Regions from separate parts of the Homo sapiens genome. Here region 2 is linked to region 1. A link is an interaction called in ENCODE POLR2A ChIA-PET data of the cell type or tissue named here. Cell type or tissue: OCI-LY7. All regions are shown on one strand. Each heading gives the region's core, and the rest is flanking DNA. Links, peaks and the distances in the headings are about the cores only. Region 1 holds the start of LOC401191 (a long non-coding RNA gene). Region 2 has its middle 22 kb from the start of SREK1.

Region 1 (11,204 bases), core at 1,105-9,104:
GAAGGCAGAATTCTAAGAATGACCCCCCAATGACCCTTGCCTTTGTATATTCTCCTCTCTTCGAATTATGAATATGATTAGTTCCATTCCCATGATTATGTTATGTTACATGACAAAAAGGGAATTTTTTTAGATGTAATTAATATTACTAAATCAGTTGACTTTGGGATAATGAAAGAAGAGACTATCCAGTTGGGACCAATTGAATCACATGCCCCCATTAAAAGAGAATTTGCTCTGGCCAGTGGCAGAAAAGGAAGTCAGACAGATTCTAAGCAAGAGAAGAATCTGATGTAAGCTGTTGGCTCAAAAATGGAAGACGGGAATTTGAGAAGAATATGAGTAACCTTTAGAAGCTGAAAACAGTTCTCAGCTGACAACTAGGAAGGATATGGGAATCAAAATCTGTCCCAAATCTGAATGGGCATGGAACTGGATTCATCCCCAGAGCCTCCAGATAAGAGCCTACCTTGTCTGACATCTTGACTTCAGCCTTGTGGGACCTTAAGCAGAGAACCCAGGCAAGCCTTCTTTAACTCTGAGCTACAGAACTGTGATGTAATAAAAAAGAAAAAAAGAAAGAAAGGAAAGTACTCAACATCAATGATCATCAGAGAAATGCAAATCAAACCTACAATGAGATTTCATCTCACCCCAGTTAAAATGGCTTTTATCCAAAAGACAGGCAGTTACAAATTGCAAGGATGTGGAGAAACGGGAATCCTCATACACTGCTGGTGGAAGTTTAAATTAGTACAATCACTACGGAGAATAGTGTGGAGGTTCCTCAAAAAACTAAAAATAGTGGCTCACGCCTATAATCCCAGCACTTTGGGAGGCCAAGGCAGGCGGATCACCTGAGGTCAGGAGCTTCAGACTAGCCTGGCCAACATGGCAAAACTCTGTCTCTAGCAAAAATACAAAAACTAGCCAGGCGTGGTAGCATTTGCCTGTAGTCCCAGCTACTTGACAGGCTGAGGGAAGAGAATCAATTGAACCTGGGAGGAGGAGGTTGCAGTGAGCCGAGATCATGCCACTGCACTCGAGCCTGGGGGACAGAGCAAGACTCCATCAAAAAAAAAAAAAAAAAAAAAAAAAAACCTAAAAATAGAGCTATGATACGATCCAGCAATCCCACTGCTAGGTATGTACCCAAAAGAAAAGAAATCAGTACATCAAAGAGATATCTGCATTCCCATGTTTATTGCAGCATTATTCACAATAGCCAAGATTTGGAAACAACCTAAATGTTCATCAAGAGACTAATGGATAAAGAAAATGTGGTACATATACACAATGGAGTACTATTCAGCCATAAAAAAGAATGAGATCCTGTCACTTGTAACAACATAGAAGGAACTGGAGGTCATTATATTAAGGGAAATAAGTCAGGCATAGAAAGACAAGCTTCCGGTCTGGTGTGGTGGCTCACACCTGTAATCCCAGCACTTTGGGAGGCTGAGGCAGGTGGATCACCTGAGTTCAGGAGTTCAAGGCCAGCCTGACCAACATGGTGAAACTCCATCTCTACTAAAAACACAAAAATTAGCTGGGCATGGTGGCAATGCCTGTAATCCCAGCTACTCGGGAGGCTGAGGCAGGAGAATCGCTTCAACCTGGGAGGCAGAGGTTGCAGTGAGCCGAGATTGCACCACTGCACTCCAACCTGGGCAACAGAGTGAGACTCAGTCTCAGAAAAAAGAAAGACAAGCTTCATATGTTCTCACTTATTTGTGGGAGCTAAAAATAAAAGCAATTGAACTCATGGAGACAGAAAGTAGAAGGATGGTTACCAGAGGCTGGGAAGGGTAATCAGGTGGGTAGAGGGGAACTGCGGGGATGGTTAATGGGTACAAAAAAAATAGAAAGAATGAATAAGATCTAGTATTTGATAGCACAACAGTTACTATAGTCAATAATAATTTAATTGTACATTTTTAAATAAGTAAAAGAGTATATCTGGATTGTTTGTAACACAAAGGATAAATGCTTGAAGTGATGGATACCCCATTTACTCTGATGTGATTATTACACATTGTATGCCTATATCAAAACATTTCATATGCCCCACAAATATATACACCTACTATGAACCCCACAAATATTAAAAATTAAAAAGAAACAGAGCTAAAAGAAATAAAACAATCCACAATCCAGTTGGAAATTTCAAGACTTTGAATTGACAGAAAAAGCAGACTGCAAATTATTAAGTACATAGAAGACTTGAACACCACTATCAACGAACATGACCTAATTGGCACTACAGATTACTTCACTCAACAAAAGCAAGGCACATTCTTTTCAAGTGCATGCAAAACACCAAAGTGGATTACTTGTGGACCATAAAACATGTCTCAGACAATTTCAAAGGAATTAAATCATACAAATGATGTGTCCTAACCATGATGAAATTAAGTTAGAAATCAGTTACAGAAAGATCTTTGAAAATTCCCAAATATTTGGACACTAATTAACACACATTTCAATAACCCATGGATCAAAGACAAAATCTAAGGGAAAATTATGAAGTATTTTGAACTCAATGAAAATGAAAATACAACACAGCAAAATTTGTTAGAATACAGCTAAAGTAGTGCTTTGAAGGAAATGTATAGCACTAAATACATATATTAAAAAAGAAAGGTCTGAAGTCAGTGACTCCTGTTCACACCTTAAACTAGAAAAAGAGGGCAAACTAAATCCAAAAGAAGAAAAAGAAAATAAATAATGAAGAGCAGAAATCAGTGAACTAAAAAAGAAAAATTGATGACAGTGAAATCTGATTTGAGAAAATAAATTGATAAACCTCTAGCTTGACTGATCAGAATAAAAAGAAGGAAGACACAAGTTAACGATATTATGAGTGAGAGAGGACATCGGTATAGATCTTATATGTATTAAAAGGTCGTAAGGAAGTATGAATAACTTCATGGCAATAAAGTTGACAACTTAGATAAAATAGACAAATTTCATTAAAGATACACAACATCAATGCTCATTTAAGAATAAATAAACAAGGGCCAAGCATGGGGATGTGTGCATGTAGTCCCAACTACTCAGGAGGCTGAAGGAGGAGGATCTCTTGAGCTCAGGAGTTTGAGACCAGCCTGGGCCACATAGTGAGACCCCAACTCTAAAACAAAACAAAACAAAACAAATAAACCCTAAGAATAAATAGCTTGAATAACTCTAAATCTAGTTTTAACACTGAATTTGTAGTGTGAAAGACTATTCCAGGCTCAGGTTGGCTTTTTTGAGGTATTCTACCTTAACAATTTGACACAAATTCCTTCAGAAAAGTGAAGAGGAGGGAATTACTTTCCAACTCATTCTATTAGGCAAGCATGCCCCTTATACCAAAACCAGAATGAAATTACAAAAAAACTCAGACCAATTTAAATACATTTAATCAAGTGGCAACATACGTTGAAATGAATTTGAAAAAGGTCTGGGGTTGCAAGACCAATTAGTAGGCTACAGAAGCAGACTAAAAGGAAAATGACAATTCTAATACTACAGTTACTTTTCTGCTAGAGTGATTCTATTCCATGTAACTAAAATCATACAAGGGCATACTTAAGATATTTCAGAGGAAATGCACAATTGGGAGGACTTAGCAGATGTGACTGAGGGTGGGAACAAGATGGAAGTTGCAGGCATTCTCAGGGATATTAGGGGTTCAGTTCCAGGCCACCATAATAAGGTGAGTATCACAATAAAGCAAGTCACATAAATTCTTTGGTTTCCCAGTGCATTTAAAAGTTATGTTTTATAACTATGGCCTATTGAGTGTGCAATACCATTATATCTAAAAAAGTGTACATACCTTAATTTAAAATACTGCTTAAAAAATGCTAGCGATTGTCTAAGCCTTCAGTGGGTCATAATCTTTTTGCTGGTAGAGGGTCTTGCCTTGATGTTGATAACTGCTAATCAGGGTTGTGATTGGTGAAGGCTGAGGTAAACGTAGCAATTTCTTAAAATAATAAAGTTTGCCACATCGATTGACTCTTCCTTTCACAGATTTCTCTGTAGCATGGGATGCTGTCTGACAGCATTTTACCCATGTAGTACTTTTAAAATTGGAGTCAATCCTTTCAAACCCTGCCACTGCTTTATCAATTAAGTAATATTCTAAATCCTTTGTGGTCATTTCAACAGCATTCATAGCATCTTCACCAGGAGTAGATTACATCTCAAGGAGCCACTTTCTTTGCTCATCCATAAGAAGCAACTCCTCATCTCTTCAAGTTCTATCATGAGATTGCAGCAATTCAGTCACATCTTCAGGTTCCACTTTTAATTCTAGTTCTCTATTTCTACATCTGCAGTGAAGTCCTTCACTGAAGTCTTAAGCCCCTCAAAGCCATCCATGAGGGCTGGAAGCAACTACTTCCAAGCTCCTCTTGATGTTGCTTTTTATTTTTATTTATTTATTTATTTTTAAGACAGTTTCCCTCTGTTGCCCAGGCTGGAGTGTAATGGCGCAATCACAGCTCACTGCAACCTCCACCTCCCAAGCTCAAGCAATTCTTGTGCCTCAGCCTCCTGTGTAGCTGGGATTACAGACATGCACCCATCATGTCTGGCTAATTTTTGTATTTTAGTAGAGATGGGCTTTTGCCATGTTGGCCAGGCTGGTCTCAAACTCCTGACCTCAACTGATACACCCTCCTCAGCCTCCCAACATGCTAGGATTACAGGCGTGAGCCACCCCGCCTGGCCTCATGTTGTTATTTTGTTCTCTTCCCATGAATAACAAATGTTAATGGCATCTGGAATGGTAACTCTTTTCTAGGTTTCCAATGTACTTTGCCCAGATCCATCGGAGGAATCACAATCTATGACAGCTATAGCCTTATGAAATGTATTTCTTAAATAATAAGACTAGAAAGTCAAAATTACTCCTTGATCCACGGGCTACAGAATGAATATCGTTTGTACAGGCATGAAAGCATTAATCTCCTTGTACATCTCCATCAGAGCTCTTGGGCAACCAGGAGATTGTCAAGGAACAGTAATATTCTGAAAGGAATTTGTTTTTTTAGCAATAGGTCTCAAAACTGGATTTAAAATAGTAAATCATGCTGTGAACAGATGTGTTGTTATCTAGACCTTGTTCCGTTTATAAAGCACAGGCAGAATACATTCAGCACAATTCTTAAGGACTCTAGGATTTTCAGAATGATAAATTAGCATTGGCTTCAACCTAAAGTCACCAGCTGCACTACCTCCTAATAGGAGTCAGCCTATGCTTTGAAGCTCTGAAGCCAGGCATTAACTTCTCTCTAGCTACGGAAGTCCCAGGTGGCATCTTCTTCCAATATAAGGCTGTTTCATCTACGTTGAAAATCTGTTGTTTCATGTAGCCACCTTCGACAATGACCTTGGCTTCCAGAAAATCTACTTCTAGATAACTTGCTGCAGCTTCTTACATCAGCACTTGCTGCTTCACCTTACACTTTTGTTAGAGATAGCTTCTTTCCTTTAACCTCATGAATTAACTTCTGCTAGCTTCCAACTTTTCTTCTGCAGCTTCCTCACCTCTCAGCCCTCACAGAATTGAAGAGAGTTGAGGCTTTGCTCTAGATTAGGCTTTGGCTTAAACAAATATTGTGGCTGGTTTGGTCTTCTATCCAGACCACCGAAAACAGCAATAAGGCTGTTTTGCTTTCTTATCATTCATGTGTTCACCAAAGTAGTACTTTTAATTTCCTTCAACTTCTTTAAATTCATAACTTGGCTTTCATGCCTGGCTAACTGCATTGTACAAGAGGCTTAGCTTTCAGCCTATCTGGGCTTTCAACATTCTTTCCTCAGTAAGCTTTATCATTTTTAGCTTTTCAAGTGAGAGACATGAAATTTTGTACTTTCCTTGAAAACTTAGAGGCCATGATAGGGTTATCAATTGGCTTAATTTCGATATTGCTGTTTCAGGGAATAGGAGACCTGAAGAGGGGGAGACAGGAGAACTGCCAGTTAGTGGAGCAGTCAGAACACAAACGTTTCTCTATTACTTTGCTATCTTATATGGGCACGGTTTGTGGAGTCCCAAATCAATTACAATGGTAAGATCAAAGATCAATGACCACAGATCACCGTAAGAAAAAGTTTGAAATACTGCAAGAATTACCAAAACGTGACAGAGCCACCAAGTCAGCACATGCTACTGGAAAAATGGTGTCCACAGACTTGCCAGATGCAGGGTTGTCACAAACTTTTAATTTGTAAAAATACAGTATCTGCAAAGTGCCAGAAGATGAAGTATGCGGCCAGGCCCGGTGGCTCATGCCTTTAATCCCGGTATGAGGCCAACAAGGGTGTATCACCAGAGGTCAGGAGTTCGAGACCAGCCTGGTCAACATGGCGAAACCCCATCTCTACTAAAAATACAAAAATTAGCCCGGCATGGTGGTGCGTGCCTGTAATCCCAGCCAGTCGGGAGGCTGAGGCAGGAGAATTGCTTGAGCCTAAGAGGCAGAGGTTGCAGTGAGCCAAGATTGCACCACTGCACTCCAGCCTGGTCAACAGAGTGAGACTCCATCTCAAAAAAAAAAAAAAAAAGATGTATGCCTGTAATGATGGCAATGTGCAATTAGAAAAATGGTAGTGCTGGTGAAAGACAATAAACAGTAAAGGGATACACTTGGGATTGAAAACTCAATGTTTTATTTGGAATGAGATAAGTTTAGGGTGCTAGTAAGATACCCAGTATTGTAATAGCTGATATTCAGTGAGTTCTTAGTGTCAGATAGTTGAAAAGGTGACTGAAGCTCAGGAGAGAGGGAAACATGGTACTGAAGGTCATGCCTATATAATTGATTCCATTTACCACCTCTCATCAATTGTGGTTATTCCTACATTAAATACGGTAGTATACTTTTTAAAAGAGATACTTTTCTGCAAATCTTAGGATGTTCTTCCCAAGGTAAGAAAATGATAATTATAAAAACTAAATTACTATAATGATACTCCTTAAGTAATTACGATTTGGTAGAAGTCTGCTGTTCAAAGCAGCTCCTACTCTAAGCTGGCATTGCTTTCAAGAAGTCCTGTGGAGAACGCCACACACACAAACCCACTACTGGCAAGGGGTGCATTTTAAAGGCCTCTGCTCTCCCACCCCTACACATGCAGTTTAACACATCTGAAAACCAAAATGGCAGCTGGGCACGGTGGCTCACATCTGTAATCCCAGCACTTTGGGAGGCCAAGGTGGAGGGCTCGCTTGAGGCCAGAAGTTTGAGACCAGACTGGCCAACATGGTAAAACCCCATCTCCACTAAAAATACAAAAATTAGCTGGGCGTGGTGTCGGGCACCTGTAGTTCCAGCTATTCAGGAGGCTGAGGAACGAGAATCGCTTGAGCCTGGAAGGTGGAGGTTGCAGTGAGCCAAGATAGCACCACTGCATTCCAGCCTGGGTGACAGAGTGAGATTCTGTCTCCAAAAAAAAAAAAAAAAAAAAAAAAAAAAAAAAAAAACCAAGAAAACAAAAAAAAAGAAAAGAAAACCAAAATGGCTCATGGCCTTTAGCCACAGAAGGCAGCTAAGATAGATGGCCTATGTAGATAAATCAATATACATAGCCTCAACATCTCTAGGCCAGCTAAGCCAATCAGGTCACGCAGGATTCTAAATTTATCTAACAGGTAATTTTTTTTTTTAGACTAATAGGCTAATAGGCTGTCTTACCTAAGTGACCACCCTGAGCACACAGCTCATTCACCAAATGGAGAGTTACACCTCTTATAAGTGGGAGAAGGCATTCCACCTGTTGTTAAAAGACAAAGTGATAGTTTTCATTGTACAAATATCCTAGCAAGAAGCTGAATTTGTGGCGGCTGGGGAGAAGGGAGATTCAGAGAGCAGCTATCACTTACTTGGATACTGCACAATGTTTAATATGAAAAGCCTTGACTGGAGTTAACTGCCACAAAACACGAAGATTGCCCCGTATGCAAAACCTTCCATTTTTGGTAGTAATCTTGAACCCTGGAAAAGCCTATTATCACCTTTCAGTTATAGAAATAAGATGTAAATATGCAAATAACTGTTCCAGAAATAGGTGAAATTACTACTCAACAGTGGCAAGATTTTAAGATTTTCATTTTATTAAAAATATAGCAACATAATAGCAGCATTGTTTGATAAATCTTTACTAGTACCATTTAAAAGTAGTCCTACTCACAAATAACCACCACCTATGCAGCATGTTTATGTTTACATTCCAAACTCTTCCCTTGATAATCTAACACTGTTCTATTAATCTAATCATTAAGGAGGTAATTTTTTAAGCATTAAGTTGATCTACACAGCTACACAGTATACTCAAATTTCATACTTAAATCTATTGTAGAAATCAGAAATTCTTTAGTTTATTCCCCAACAGTGTGTTACCTACCAGTACCCTCAAAATGGTTGAAATCAACCTATTCTTTCAGTGTGATTTTTATGAATTTATACTTACATATGTAGTTAAGAAATTATGTCTAGCAAATAAAAATAAACCAAGAATAGAAGGTACTACTCCTCCATACCAATCCTGGAAAAATAAAATATAGAGGTAAAATATGTGAAATCTCCCAAAAGTTGGCAATTTTAAAATTAAAATGTTAACTAGATATAAATTTAAAAATCAGGCAACAGACTTAAAACCTTTTATAAACATTATATTAAGAACTGTTATATCTGATATAAGCTAATTGTAACAAACTAATTGCTAGAAACTATAAAAGTACCTTAGAATGGAAGAAAGCTAGTTATTAGTTACTAAATCCAACTGACTGAATATAACCAAAGTCATAAATGGCTTAGCGTTTACTTTTAAAATAACGTATTGCCAGGTGCAGTACCTCACACCTGTAATCTCAGCACTTTAGAAGGCTGAGGCAGACAGATTGTTTGAGCCCAGGAGTTTGAGACCAGTCTAGGCAACATGGCAAGATCCTGTCTCTACAAAAAAAATTCTAAAATTAACTGGGCTTGGTGGCACATGTCTGTGGTCCCAGCTATTCAAGAGGCTGAGGTGAGAGGATCATCCATGCCGAGAAAGGTCAAGATTGCAGTGAGCCATGATCGTGTCACTGCACTCCAGCCTGAGTGACAGAGTGAGACCCTGTCTCAAAAAGAAAAGTAATAATAATAATGTATTACTCTTCAGGCAAAACCACCAATAAGAGTGTACTAAAAACAAACTCACCCACAAACCCAAGATTAAGTAGGGAAGTCAATTTTATTTTAAAATTTTATTACATTTATACTAAACTCCTGCTTCCAGAAATATAATTTAGCTCTTTTAAGAGCACTAGCTTTTAAAATTTGAAAATAAACATCTAATTTTAAGTGAAAATTACATTAGTAAATAAACATGAGAAAATAATATATATGTAGTGAAAATAAAAAATATTTAAACACAAGAAACATGGGCACTGCACATTTACTTTGTGGGAATGGCTCTACTTCGTAACGCACCAGTTGAAATCAGATACTGTCTTCCAATGAAAACGTAAATGATTCACTGAAATTATAAGTTATTCAATGCCATCCCTCCAAAGGGATTCATTTTAATTGTTAATTCAACAATAATTAAATCATGCTCTTTATTTCTAACAGATTAAAAAAAAACTTAAAGGCCTATTACTCTACATTATAATTCTTGAATCTACACAGTATCTTCACTTGAGAAGGGAGTTAGATCAGGGTTCTAAGTTTTAAAATAAAGATAGCAACATAGACATAGGAATGACTGAAGGTCTTGAAAATTATTACTATCACAAAATAAATTCTCTTGACCCCCCCCCCCCCGACAAAAAAACCTTTTCATTATAAACGCCAGTGTTTATTTTTAATTGAGCAGGTCAAAATTTAAGCCTCTGGCACTGCCAAAGATCAACATAGCAGGTACTGAACCTCGTGAAGAAAAGAACTTGAAACACAGAGATCACAAGCTGACTAGTGTTTGCAATTATAAGCTAATTAGATAGAAAATAACTAAGATGATAACTGCAGAACTTCAGGATTTAAAAGTTTTGACACAAAACTTATGCACTAGCTTATGAACTGATGCACCATCTTATGATACTAGTTCAGCATACGTTGCTGAAAGGCAACAGAATTTGTCTACAATGATAAATAGCAACTACAACTTAAGGAAGAGAGGGTACTCTATGTAATCAAGCTACAAAAGATAATTACAGAAAGTATGAAGCATAAAATGTCTGTCTTCTTGGCCTTACCTCAAGTTTATCTGACAACATCTACCTGGGATTTAAAAAAAGAAGTCTTAAAGAAAAAAACAAAATACCCTGAAAGAAAAGAATAAACAAATGAAAACATGAGCTCTTTTAAGTGAACAGAGAAAGTATGTCTCAAACAGATACACACGTGCGCATGCGCACACATGGACACACAAGCACACACACACATCCCTCTAGACCCTAGAATGCCTTGCTTCCATAAGCCCATGTAAAAAAAAAGTCAAACCCTAATAACAATCTGATTTGTTCCTCCAGATCTCTTGTATTCCTACTCATTCTTAGTTTTTACAAATCAGTGTTTCAAGATTATAGTACGATTATTTTAAAGCTTAATAAATATCAGCAGAGAAAATAATTAGCAGCAAGAACCAAATTAAATGTTAATTACCAACATAAAGAAACATGTAATAGGTCCAGAGTACAAGAAAACACTCATACTTTAAATGACTTGTTTTATAGACACCACACAAACATGCACTCTCCACGTCACAACAATCTCTATGACAACTAAAATGAGCAGGATAAAACTAAAATGCTTTTTTGAAATGCATAAACAAACATTTTCCTCTAAAATACTTAGCTTTATTAAAGACATGGTACTAAAAATAACAGATTCCAACATTTGCTCTATTTCTACTTATATATCATAAATAAGACAGCTGTTGATGCAAGACACACTCTTTCACAATCTTTCCATATGCACCCAAGCATTCTTGTATCAGAATAAGCTGTTTACCAGCCAACCGTATGTGGCTGAATGATTAAAATGACCATCTATACTTTACATAGTAAAGCATCTTCCAAAATTTTAATGTACACAGTGACAAAAAGGAAAAACAAACAAAAAAAACAGTAATTCTGAACACATGAAGAGTGATTAAGCAGCTTCATAATCAAATCAGGCTTCATTACTTGCAACAAGGGCAACTCTTTCCATTCCCCACTA
Region 2 (11,204 bases), core at 1,127-9,126, 64 kb after region 1:
AAAAAAATCCTCTCATACTGCCCCTTTGTAATCAAGACCTCCCCACTCCCCAGTTCTTGGCATGCATTAATCTGTTTTCCATCTCTAGAGTTTCACCTTCTCCAGAATATCATATAAATGAAATTATCCAGTAGGTAGCATTTGAGACTGGCTTTTTAAATCTGGTATAATGCTTTCAAGATTCACCTATATTATTGTGTGTAACAAGAGTTTCTTTTGTGGCCGGGCGGGGTGGCTCACGCCTGTAATCCCAGCACTTTGAGAGCCCAAGGCAGGCGATCACTTGAGGTCAGGAGTTCCAGACCAGCCTGGTCAACATGGTGAAACCCCATCTTTACTAAAAATATAAAAATTAGCCGGGTGTGATGGCACGCTCATGTAATTCCAGCTACTTGGGAGGCTGAAGCACAAGAATTGCTTGAACCCGGGAGGCAGAGGTTGCAGTGAGCTGAGAGCACGCCACCGCACTCCAGCCTGGGTGATGGAGTGAGATTCTGTCTCAAAAAAGTAAAAAAAAAAAAAATTTTTAAGTTTTTAATTTCTGAGTATTCCTTTGTATGAATGTACTAGTCTTTGTTTATCCAACAGTTCAAGACTATTTGAGTTGTTTCCTATACTGCTGTGAGTAAAGCCACTATAAATGTTTGCATACAGGGTTTTGTGTGAATGTAAGTTTTCAGTTCTCTTACATTGATTTTCTTTTTTAATTTTAATTTTTTAATGATGGGCTCTTGCTCTGTCACCCAGGTTGGAGTACAATGGTGCAATCATGGCTCACTGCAGCCTCAACCTCCTGGCCTCCAGTGACCCTCCCATCTCAGCCTCCCAAGTAGCTAGGACTACAAACAAGTGCCACTATGCCCAGATAATTTTTATTTTTTCTGTAGAGGGATCTCACTATTGCCCAGGCTGGTCTTGAACTCCTAGCCTCAAGCAATCCTGCTGCTTTGGCCTCCCAAAATGCTAGGATTACAGATGTGAGCCACTGCACCCAGCTTACACTGATTGATTTTCAAATGCTGAAATAGTCTTGCATTTCTGACATAACTTTCACTTGACCATCTTGTATAATCCTTTTTATATATTGCTGAATTTTTTCCTTAAGAATTGGGAACGTTTATCTGGTTCTTTGTATGTCAAATAATTTTAGATTACATCCTGGGTATTTTGAACATTATGTTGTGATTTATGAAGGTGTTAAAAAATCTCTGGGGTGTGTGTGTGAAGTTTGGACTGCAAGTTATGTCTCACTTTCTATGAGTTGTGGCTCCAGTGAGTTCAGTTTTCAGAGCATTTGCTCTGCTGCATTGGATTTGTCCCATGCTTGTCCCTCTCAGGGGTTAGGCTGGGACTCAGGTGTTCTTTTGTTGTTGCTGCTGCTATTGTTTTTAAATCACAGTTCAGGTTTTAAAGCCTTTGCTATCCCACTTTGCATCCGTCTTGCTTATGCATAACTCAGGAGTGGGGCCTGAGACTTGTGATTTCACAGTCACAGAATTAAAGGGTCCCCTTCTCCAGCTGTCTCCTCTTCATGTTTTACCCCACACTCTCTAGTCCCCAGAGCCCCACTTTTCTGGTCCTCTGGCTAGAAAGATGGGTTTCTACTGGAGTTGTAGCTGTCTACACTGCCACGCAGATCTACATGACTAGAGCCATCCTCAGAGTAGAGAGAGAGAAAAAATGATTCCCTTCACACTTTTTGGACTCAGGATCCCCTTTCTCAGGTTTACCAGTTTCTCTGGTCATAAAGATGGGTTTTCTCTTGGAGTTTTAAGCCCCTGCACCTTCACCACCTCAGTGCAGCTCTGTGACTGGGGCCACCCTTGGCACAAAACTGAGAGAATAGGAAAAAAAACAGCAATTGCCACACTCTCTCCAGCTTGCAGGGGCCCTATTTTCCTTCCTCTGGACAGAATAACAGGGTTTCCCTCAGAGTTCTTGCTGCTTATGCTTGTTTCACATCATATCTGCCCTCAGGTTAAAGCTGGAAGATGAAGAGTCGGGGAGGCAGGAAATGTGGGACTCACTTCTGTACAGGCCATTCTTCAAATTTTGGCTGCCCTCTTGTACTGCCTGCTGTTGCTAACTTTCCACAGAGCTTCTTCGTGTATTTCTCTCACTTTTCTTCTTCTTCCTTTTTTTTTTTTTTTTTTGAGGGGGGCTGTTAGTTATCTCCCTCTCTTACCTACCTAATGTCAGCACTCTTCATTTTACCTGTCCTTATCTGTCTTTAATTTTGATATTTATACTGAGATCTTCCAATCAGTATCTTCAACCCAGACTCCGACCTTAGATGCTTTTTGTGTTTTGTTCAGTTTTTAGTTGTAATCTGCGATACAGATAGTCTGTAAACAGTTTCTCCATCTAAGTAATCATTCATGTGATTTTTTTTTGAGACGGAGTCTTGCTCTGTCACCCAGGCTGGAGTACAACCTCTCCACTGCAACCTCTGCCTCGGCTCACTGCAACCTCTGCCTCCTGGGTTCAAGTGATTCTCCTGCCTCAGCCTCCCAAGTAGCTGATAATACAGGCGTGCACCACCAGGCCAGCTACTTTTTGTATTTTTGGTAGAGACGGGGGTTTCACCATGTTGGTCAGGCTGTCTCAAACTCCTGACCTCAGGCCTCTCAAAGTGCTGGGATTACAGGTGTGAGCCACCACACCTAGCCTTGTGTGATTTTTTTATTCCACTTAATACTCAAGACAGAAATATTTCTTCTTAGTTTCTCTGGTCCTGTGGGCCAAGTTTTTCTAGTCCAGGAAGACAAGCATTTTGAAGCACCAGGCTTTCTACCAGGGTATGGTTCTAGTTCCCTCGAATCCCATGGCTAGGGCCACATCTCACGCCTCGTGAGGCTGTTGGAATCCCCCACTTGTCATTCTCAGGATCCTACAATTACTCACCACCATGGAAAGCCATGGTGTCTGGCTACCCATACCAGATTCCTTTTTCTGTCCTCATTTCTGTAAGATTTGTGTTCCTCATTCCTTTCTTCATCTTTGACTATTCATTTGGGATCATTTTCTTTCTGTTTGAAAAAATCATTTTTAGAATTTTATTTTGGGTCTCCTAATAGTGAGTCTTTTTAAATTTTTGTTTGTTTGAAAATCTTTCTTCAAGCTATTTCTACTGACTATATGATCCTGTATTGACAACAATTTTCTTACAGCTCACTGAAACTATTGTTCAACCATCATAGCTTTCATTGTTTTGGTTGACACATCGGCTGTATATTGAACTATAGATCCTATGAAGGTAACTTTTTCCTAGCTGATTTTGAGATTTTTTATCTCCATTTTCAGTTTTCTGCGGCTTCACTATAATGTGTTCAGCTGTGGATTTCTTTTTACCTATCCTCCCTGGAATTTGTTGGTTTCCTGAATCTGGATATTGGAGTCTTACTTTTGTTTTGAAAACTCCCAGCCATTATCTACTCAAATAGTGTACATGCATTATTTTCTTACTGGTTTTCTGTTCATTCTTTTGTTTCTGATACCTGTTGATTACTACTGCCTTTTTTGAGGTCGACTATGTACTTATCATTTTAAAGTTTTTGTTGTTGTTGTTTGTTTGTTTGTTTTTTAAAAAGGCAGAGTCTTACTCGGTCACCCAGGCTGGAGTGCAGTGGTACAATCTCGGCTCGCTGTCACCTCTGCCTCCGGGATTCAAGCAATTCTCCACCTCAGCCTCCCAAGTAGCTGAGATTACAGGCGCCCGCCACCACGCCCGGTTAATTTTTGTATTTCTAGTAGAGATGGGGTTTCACCATCTTGGCCAGGCTGATCTTTAACTCCTGACCTCGTGATCCACCCGCCTCGGCCTCCCAAAGTGCTGGGATTACAGGCGTGAGCCACCGCGCCTGGCTTAAAGTTTTTTTTATATAGAATTTCTAAGTGCTTGTAACAGGAGGTTTTCAACTTTGACTTGGTTTGCAATCTTTCTAGAATTGGACCCCATTCACTTACCGCTCATTACCGTTGAACTTCAGCTCTCACAATATACAAAATGAGCTCCCAATTTCCCACTCTGATAGCTCTTTTTCAAATGTTATCAGACACGGCCATACTGCAGGATTTAACACGGTAATTATTCTTTTTTTTTGAAATTTTCTCCTCTCATGAAGTCAGAGAAACCACTCTTACATAATTCTTGTATCTCACTTTTCTTTTTCTTCCTTTTCTTTGGGGGGGTGTTGGGGGGCTATCTCCCTCTCTTACCTACGTAATGTTGACACTCTTTTCATTTTACCTACACTTATCTGTCTTTAATTTTGACATTTATACTGAGATCTTCCAATCAGTATCTTCAATCCAGACCCCTGCCCTAAGTATGTCTAACTGCCTCCTGGTCATCTCCCCTTGAATGTCTCATAAGATGTTCAAACTCAAAATGTCCAAAGGTGATCCTTAATTATTCATGATCCCTATATCAAACCTCCTGCTCTTTTGCCCTTGCCAGCCTCTTCAGTTATATGCATCCCTCAAACCCTCACTTGCCATGCTTGCTATGCTCTAGCCTTGTTAGGCTGCATTTAGTTCCTCCGAGGTGCCATACCATTATTACATTTGTTGCAGAATGATTTTTAAACTACATAAATGAATAAATGTCATCCACAGTTCATTGTCCCTGACTCATTCCTATGAGTCAATCAACAGTTGGCACTTACTGCTACACACAAAAGGAAAAGATTGATGGCCCCTATTCTTTCACTCCTGAATCCTGGCTAGAAGGCTGTGTGGGGTCTGACAATTCTTTTGCAAGGGATGTGGCTTTCAGGAGTTACAATGTTATTGGTGTCTTCTGGACTCTAACTTGGCCCCTCGGCCTAATCTTTCCCATCTCAGCAATAACTGGAGGAATGAGGTTGGACCTTAGGGCACCAGCCTACCAAGATGAACATAGTTCTAGCTGCAGCCACCCAGTATGTGACTCCTACCCCAGTTTCTGCTCATGACCCCTCTCCCCCAAAGGTGATGTATAAGAAATAGAGTAGTACCTCTCATACCTACATTTCCTCATATAACATGTAGGGAAATGAAGGGTCTTATTACTCATTGATTGAACTACTTTATGTAGGGAGACAAGCTTAGTAAGCAAAAACTTTCTTCTAACTGGCTTATGATTACCAGGAAACATTTATATTTTGATTCATGATACATATTTGGCAGAAATGTAATTTTACCCCCAAACATTATTATAGCCTTAACTTTTAAGAGTAGAAAAATATTTATAAAGAGATTTTCACCGGGTGTAGTGGCTTATGCCTGTAATCCCAGCACTTTGGGAGGCTGAGGCAGGTGGATCAGCTGAGGTCAGGAGTTTCGATACCAGCCTGACGACAACATGGCGAAACTCCGTCCCTACTAAAAATTCAAAAATTAGCTGGGCATGGTGGCACGTGCCTGTAATCCCAGCTACTCAGGAGGCTGAGGCAGGAGAATCACTTGAATCCCGGAGGCAGAGGTTGCAGTGAGCCGAGATCACGCCATTGCACTCCAGCCTGGGGCGACAGAGCAAGACTCTGTCTCAAAAAAAAAAAAAAGAAAAAAAAAGAAATTTTCGCATTCAGGCTAATGCTTGCTTTATTTTTTCCTTCTAAAATTCCTGGGTTAGGTAATCACAAAACAGAACTTTAATAAATAACTTCCATAGCTGTTTTTGCCTTGTTTTTACAATACTGTTTCCTTAATCTGGATGCTATATTATTTGCTATGGCTGCTGTAATAAAGTACCACAAACTAAGCAGCTTAAACAATAGAAACTTATGATCTCACAGTTCTGGAGGCTAGAAGCCTGAGAGCAAGGTATTAGCAGGGCAGTACTCCCTCTGAAGGCACGAAGAAAGGATCTGTTCCAGGCCTCACTCCTAGCTTCTGGTAGTTCCTTGGCTTGTGACAGGATCCACAAGATCTTCAAATCTTCAGATAGTGTTGTCTCTCTCTCTCTCTCTGTGTGTATGTCTGTGTGTGTGTGTGTGTGTGTGTGGCTGTGTTTGTATCCAAAGTTTCCCTTTTCATAAGGACACCAGTCATATTGGATATGGGACCAACCTAACTCCAGTATGACCTCATCTTAACTAAGTATATCTACAATGACCCTATTTCCAAATATGGTAGCCATCTTGAGTTACTAGAGGTTAGTACTTCAAATGTGAATGTGGGTGGGGGCATAGTTCAACCCACAACAAATGTCTTCCTTCATTTGTTCACCTAGTGATTCCTGCTCTCCCTGGTTGTCTAGTAGTTAGGAAAGGAAAAAAAAAGGGAAATGCCTGTTCATTTTTCATGGTTCATGGCACCCTCTGAGATCTCCCAGAAATCACCAATGATTCCTTCCTCTGTGGCCACACTGGGCCCTGTGTGGCCTCCATTGCATTTATTTACGCACTCACCTTTCTTCCCTATTAGGGTATAAATTGCTTGTGGGAAAGGGCCTATTTGCTTATTTTTGTATCCCTAGCATCCAGCAGACTGCACAGCACATAATTAATGATGAATAAATATTTGTAGATTTGGGTATAGGCCAATTTAAATATAGAAAAAAAAAAAAAAAAAAAAACAAGCTAACTCCCAAGAATTTGTTTCAAAAAAGAGGAAGAGTACAGGGAACTTGTTTAATCAGGCTCAGCATTTGAGAGAATCCTGCTGTTCTTCAACACAAATAAAATCTTGCAGTTCTAGATCTTTATCTTCCAATATAGTTGCCACGTAAGGCTATTTAAATTCAAACTCATTAACATGAAATATAATTAAAAATTCAGTTCCTCAGTTGCATCGGCTATATTTCAATATTCAATAGCCACATGCAGCTATTAGCTACTGCACTGCATGGCACAGAGAACATACCCATCATTTCAGTAAGTCCTATTGGATGGTGCTAGTCTAGACAGTAAACATTTGAGGAGACAATCAAAGACATAATTCAATTTAACAATATTAATTAACGATATTACTTAATCCTTTTGTATAAGTAGATACCACATTTGGTATTGGCAAGAAACAAAAAACAAAGTTAACTCTCTGATATTAAGGAACTCCCCATTTATTACTTCACTAAATTTGTTTAAAAATATTTTGCTACGGGAAGTTTATTACATTTGAGAAATCATCTACAAAAGTTAGAAAAGCTCATAAAATGTCTTAGAAATGATACCTCAGGAAGTGGTTGTCACTGTCTCTCTCATTATTGGATTATCAAATAAACAACTTAAAAAATGAAAATAGACTCCAAATACCCTAGACACTTGTGAAGGTTGTGCACACATGCTGATCACCGTGTTAGATATAGAGTAGGGCCATGTTCCCATCGAACACACAGGTTCCTAATCTGAGTCTTCTTAGAATCAAACAGTTTAGTATTAAGCTGTGGGAAGTACAATTAAATCAAACTAAATTACATTTCTTTTAGTTTAGAAACTGCCTTAGCAACATTTATCCTATAAACAATTGGGTCAGATAGGACCTAGAATCTAGTGGAAGTCAAGGGAAAAACAACTTTCCAGTGACTTATGGCAAAACCCACTCAGGCTTATAGTTAGACCATAAGAAACCAAAGGTCACCTTATGTGTCACAGAAGGTGTTGGTGCAAGCATTCAAGATGATCAAGTTGAATTTCAGAATGGATATATTAACTTACAGACTAAACATATAAAGAATATTGGATAAATGAAGAGAAATCATTTAGTATAAAAAATAACTGTCTTTCATGCACAGTATATTCAAAGACATATTTATTGAAATATTTCAATCCTTTTCAAAATAACTACTTCAGAAATCATATTTGGTTTTGAATTATACACAATTCCTGCTTTCAGACTTCTCCGCTAGTTGCTGGTGGCCAAATATTTGCTATTATATTTGAAAATGGCTGACTCAAGGTCACTTCTTTCCCTTAAAATCTAGAAAGACAAGAGTTACAAAAAGTTTTGATAATGAGGGAAGAACTTTCCATAACCTATTACTCCAGTCTTCACATAACTTTTCTGTGGTGGCAGTCAGAGTATATACATTTTAATAAATTATCTTTTCCATTTAACTTATGTTTATCATAAGCATTTTTTAATGTTGCCTTCCTACCTTCCTAGTTATCACTTTTACAATGTATACAATAGACAAAGTACTGTACTGGGTTCCTTTAATTAACTATTCTTGTATTATTGCCTATTTACATTGCTATCAGTTCTTTGCTTTTATATATAGTATCACCACAAACACCAAAAAACTTTCTAAGACTCAGTAACACTAAGAATCCTATTTTTATCTGATGACAATGAATTAAAAAATCAATATTCTAATGCGTGCCCTCTTTTATATTTAGCAGAATTTAAAACAAACTAGACAATATAGACTTTTAAAAACTGTTTAGAATTAAATATCTAAATTATATTTTACTGTTACAGAAGGCTTCTATATCTAGATTTTGAGGGTGATGGGAAAATTTAGTAGATTTTTGTTGCTGACCAAAATAAAAGATGCCCAGAGACTGTTAATTACAAATAAATGAACATTTGATTTTTCCTATTATAGCAAACCAGTGGAATTCTTCCCTCTTTTTAAACGTTTCAACACAAGTTGGCATTTACCAATTTATTTTATATATTTTACCTATATATATAAAATTTATTTTAGCAATATATTTTATAATAAATGCTTTATAAATAAAAACTTTTAGCTTATTGGTAGGTTTCCTTTAAAATGAAAAGATTATGTACAACTGTATACCTTTTCTCAGCACAGTAACAAGAAGGTTTTCACAAATATTTAGGTAAAAAAGCTGCTGTTCTATACCCTAGCATATGTATACAGTTGCCTGGTATATCAATAAATATTAATAATACTTGAAAAACTTAACCAGTTAAATCCAGTTCATTTAAAAACCATAAATAGGATAATTAAAGTAGACATGTTCTTGCCTTTGTTCCTAAAGATAATGAACATGCCATTGACTTGTGAAGAAACTGAGGATAGACAGCAGATGGAATTTTTGGCAAACATTAGGCAAGCGTGACTGCTGGCAGCAGGAACTGGCAAATGCTCTGGCAAACAGTGCTGATAATACCTCAGTCCATTAAAGAAGTGCTGTCCAGGATTTGCCCGTCAGAAGATATCTTAACTACTTTTTCCTAAAGCCAAGAGCAGCCCCTCTATAACCTCCTATGGGGCCAAGCAGCCAATTTAGGATTCACTCTTGACAGTCTGCTTTGTCAGTTTTCCGGCGAATGTACGTTCATGCCTAGAAATATTGCTAACATAGAACGCTGCTGTTTTGTCTGACAGTATATCACAATCTGAACAGCGCACGCATAATTTATTCATTGATCCACAAATATCTATTGAACTCCAGTGTTGAGTACTTTATTTAATTTTTTTATTTGTATTTTTTGAGACAGAGTCTTGCTCTGTCACCAGGCCGGAGTGCAGTGGCGTGATCTCGGCCCACTGCAACCTCCGCCTCCAGGGTTCAAGTGATTCTCCTGTCTCAGCCTGCCAAGTAGCTGGGACTACAGGCGCGCACCACTATGCCCTCCTAATTTTTGTATTTTTAGTAGAGATGTGGTTTCACCATGTTGGCCAAGATGGTCTCGATCTCTTGACCTCATGATCCCTCTTGACCTCGATCTGCCCGCCTCGGCCTCCCAAAGTGCTGGGATTAGAGGCGTGAGCCACTGTGCCCAGCCGAGTATTTTAATATATACATACCACATCTTCTGTTTTCAAAGTTGATTATGCTGCAAGTCAGCATGAGGCTTCCTATGAATGCCATAGCTCTTCCTCCTGCACACCTCTTCAGGGCCTTTATCACTTTTTATACTCTCTCTTGTAGAGTAAAAGCCAAAGTTGCCCTTACAGTGGCCTAAGAGACCCTACACAAACAAACTTCCCTTATATATCTGACACCATGACCTCTTTTCTCTCTGTGTGTGTGTATGGGGTAGGAAGGTGAGATGTAAAATTCCACTGCAAGCTAGGCGTGGTGGCTCATGCCTGAAATCCCAGCACTTTGGGAGGCCGAGCGGATGGATCACCTGAGGTCAGGAGTGCAAGACCAACCTGCCCAACATGGCGAAACCACATCTCTACTAAAAATACAAAAATTAGCCAGGCGTGGTTGTGTGTGCCTATGGTCCCAGCTACTCAGGAGGCTGAAGCAGGAGAATCGCTTGAACCAAGTAGGCGGAAGTTGCAGTGAGCTGAGATTGCACCACTGCACTCCAACCTGGGTGACAGAGTGAGACTCCATCTTAAAAAAAAAAAAAAATCCATTGCAGAAATACAAACAGTCCTTTTCACAGTGCTGACTACCTATTATATACTTAATTCACCAGAGTGGATATAAAAGACTCTTCCATCAAGAGTTTCCCATAGTTCTTGAAAGGAAACTAACATACATGACAGTATGAGAATAAATAAGTTGTTAATTTTAAATAACAAGGAATGGGAAAGTTCAAAGTTCAGAAATGGCATGATGAGGACTATCTTTTCATATCCAGTTATCATCATGACAACAATAAACTGAGGGCCTCCAAATCTTTCTCTCTATCCCACTCCTTTCTCCTGAGTGCCAGGTGGGCATTTCTAAATGCTCCAAATTAAGCAAGAGCAACACAGAATTCATTATTCTTGATTTCAATTAGCACCACCACCTCGACTCCAGACACAACCTTGGAAGTCACCCCTAAGTCATCTTCAACACTATCTGAATTTTATTTGCCTGACACTTTCTAGGTATGCCTTACCTAGGAAGAGATCCCCTTCTCTCAACTCTCATTACCAGTACCTTAGCTGGAGCCAATATCATTTCTATACTGGGTTGTTAACAACAGTATTCTAACAATGTCACTAACTCTAAGCTTTGTACTCCAGCCACTGCCACACCAATTGATTTACATAGAGTAGATCAATCTTTCTATAATTCGGATCATTTCTGCCACCCACTGTTATCCTCAGAATAAAACTCTGCATGACAGCAATGGTCCTCCTTGTAACACACCCTTTCCAGATGGCATTCTGGATGCTGTTAGGTCTGATGGAAGGGAAGGAGGTGCTCTTCTAGCTAACAAATCTATCAGAGTCTATGTTAGTCAAGGGTGTCTAATCTGAGGGAGTAAAGTGGGGTCTGGAGGAGGGATTTTGGAAATGTGGTTCTAGGCACAAAGCCAAGTTCAGGGTTTCAGGCTTTCAGTTAGGCTCTGCACTATCCCTG

What was found. Peaks named below come from ENCODE experiments on the same cell type or tissue, not always from the same donor. Only the 100,000 strongest peaks of a DNase experiment are listed, where the experiment ranks them.
Region 2: POLR2A ChIA-PET joins it to region 1 with 13 read pairs; 2 of 35 experiments call an interaction of 5 or more read pairs at or near these places.

What each region holds. Positions count from the first base shown.
Region 1 is chr5:66,180,503-66,191,706 of GRCh38, reverse strand. SREK1 (splicing regulatory glutamic acid and lysine rich protein 1) reads right to left here. Exons shown (of 12, transcript NM_001077199.3): 12 at 8,092-11,204. It overlaps LOC401191 (a long non-coding RNA gene), which reads right to left and starts at 4,462. Exons shown (of 5, transcript XR_007058794.1): 1 at 470-4,462. In OCI-LY7, for the core only: no CTCF peak of the experiment used is centred there; a DNase peak (open chromatin) is centred at 5,286; H3K4me3 peaks cover 1,000 bases; H3K27ac peaks cover 1,239 bases.
Region 2 is chr5:66,116,319-66,127,522 of GRCh38, reverse strand. No RefSeq gene overlaps it. Among named protein-coding and RNA genes, the nearest start is that of SREK1, 22 kb to the left of the region's middle. In OCI-LY7, for the core only: no CTCF peak of the experiment used is centred there; no DNase peak of the experiment used is centred there.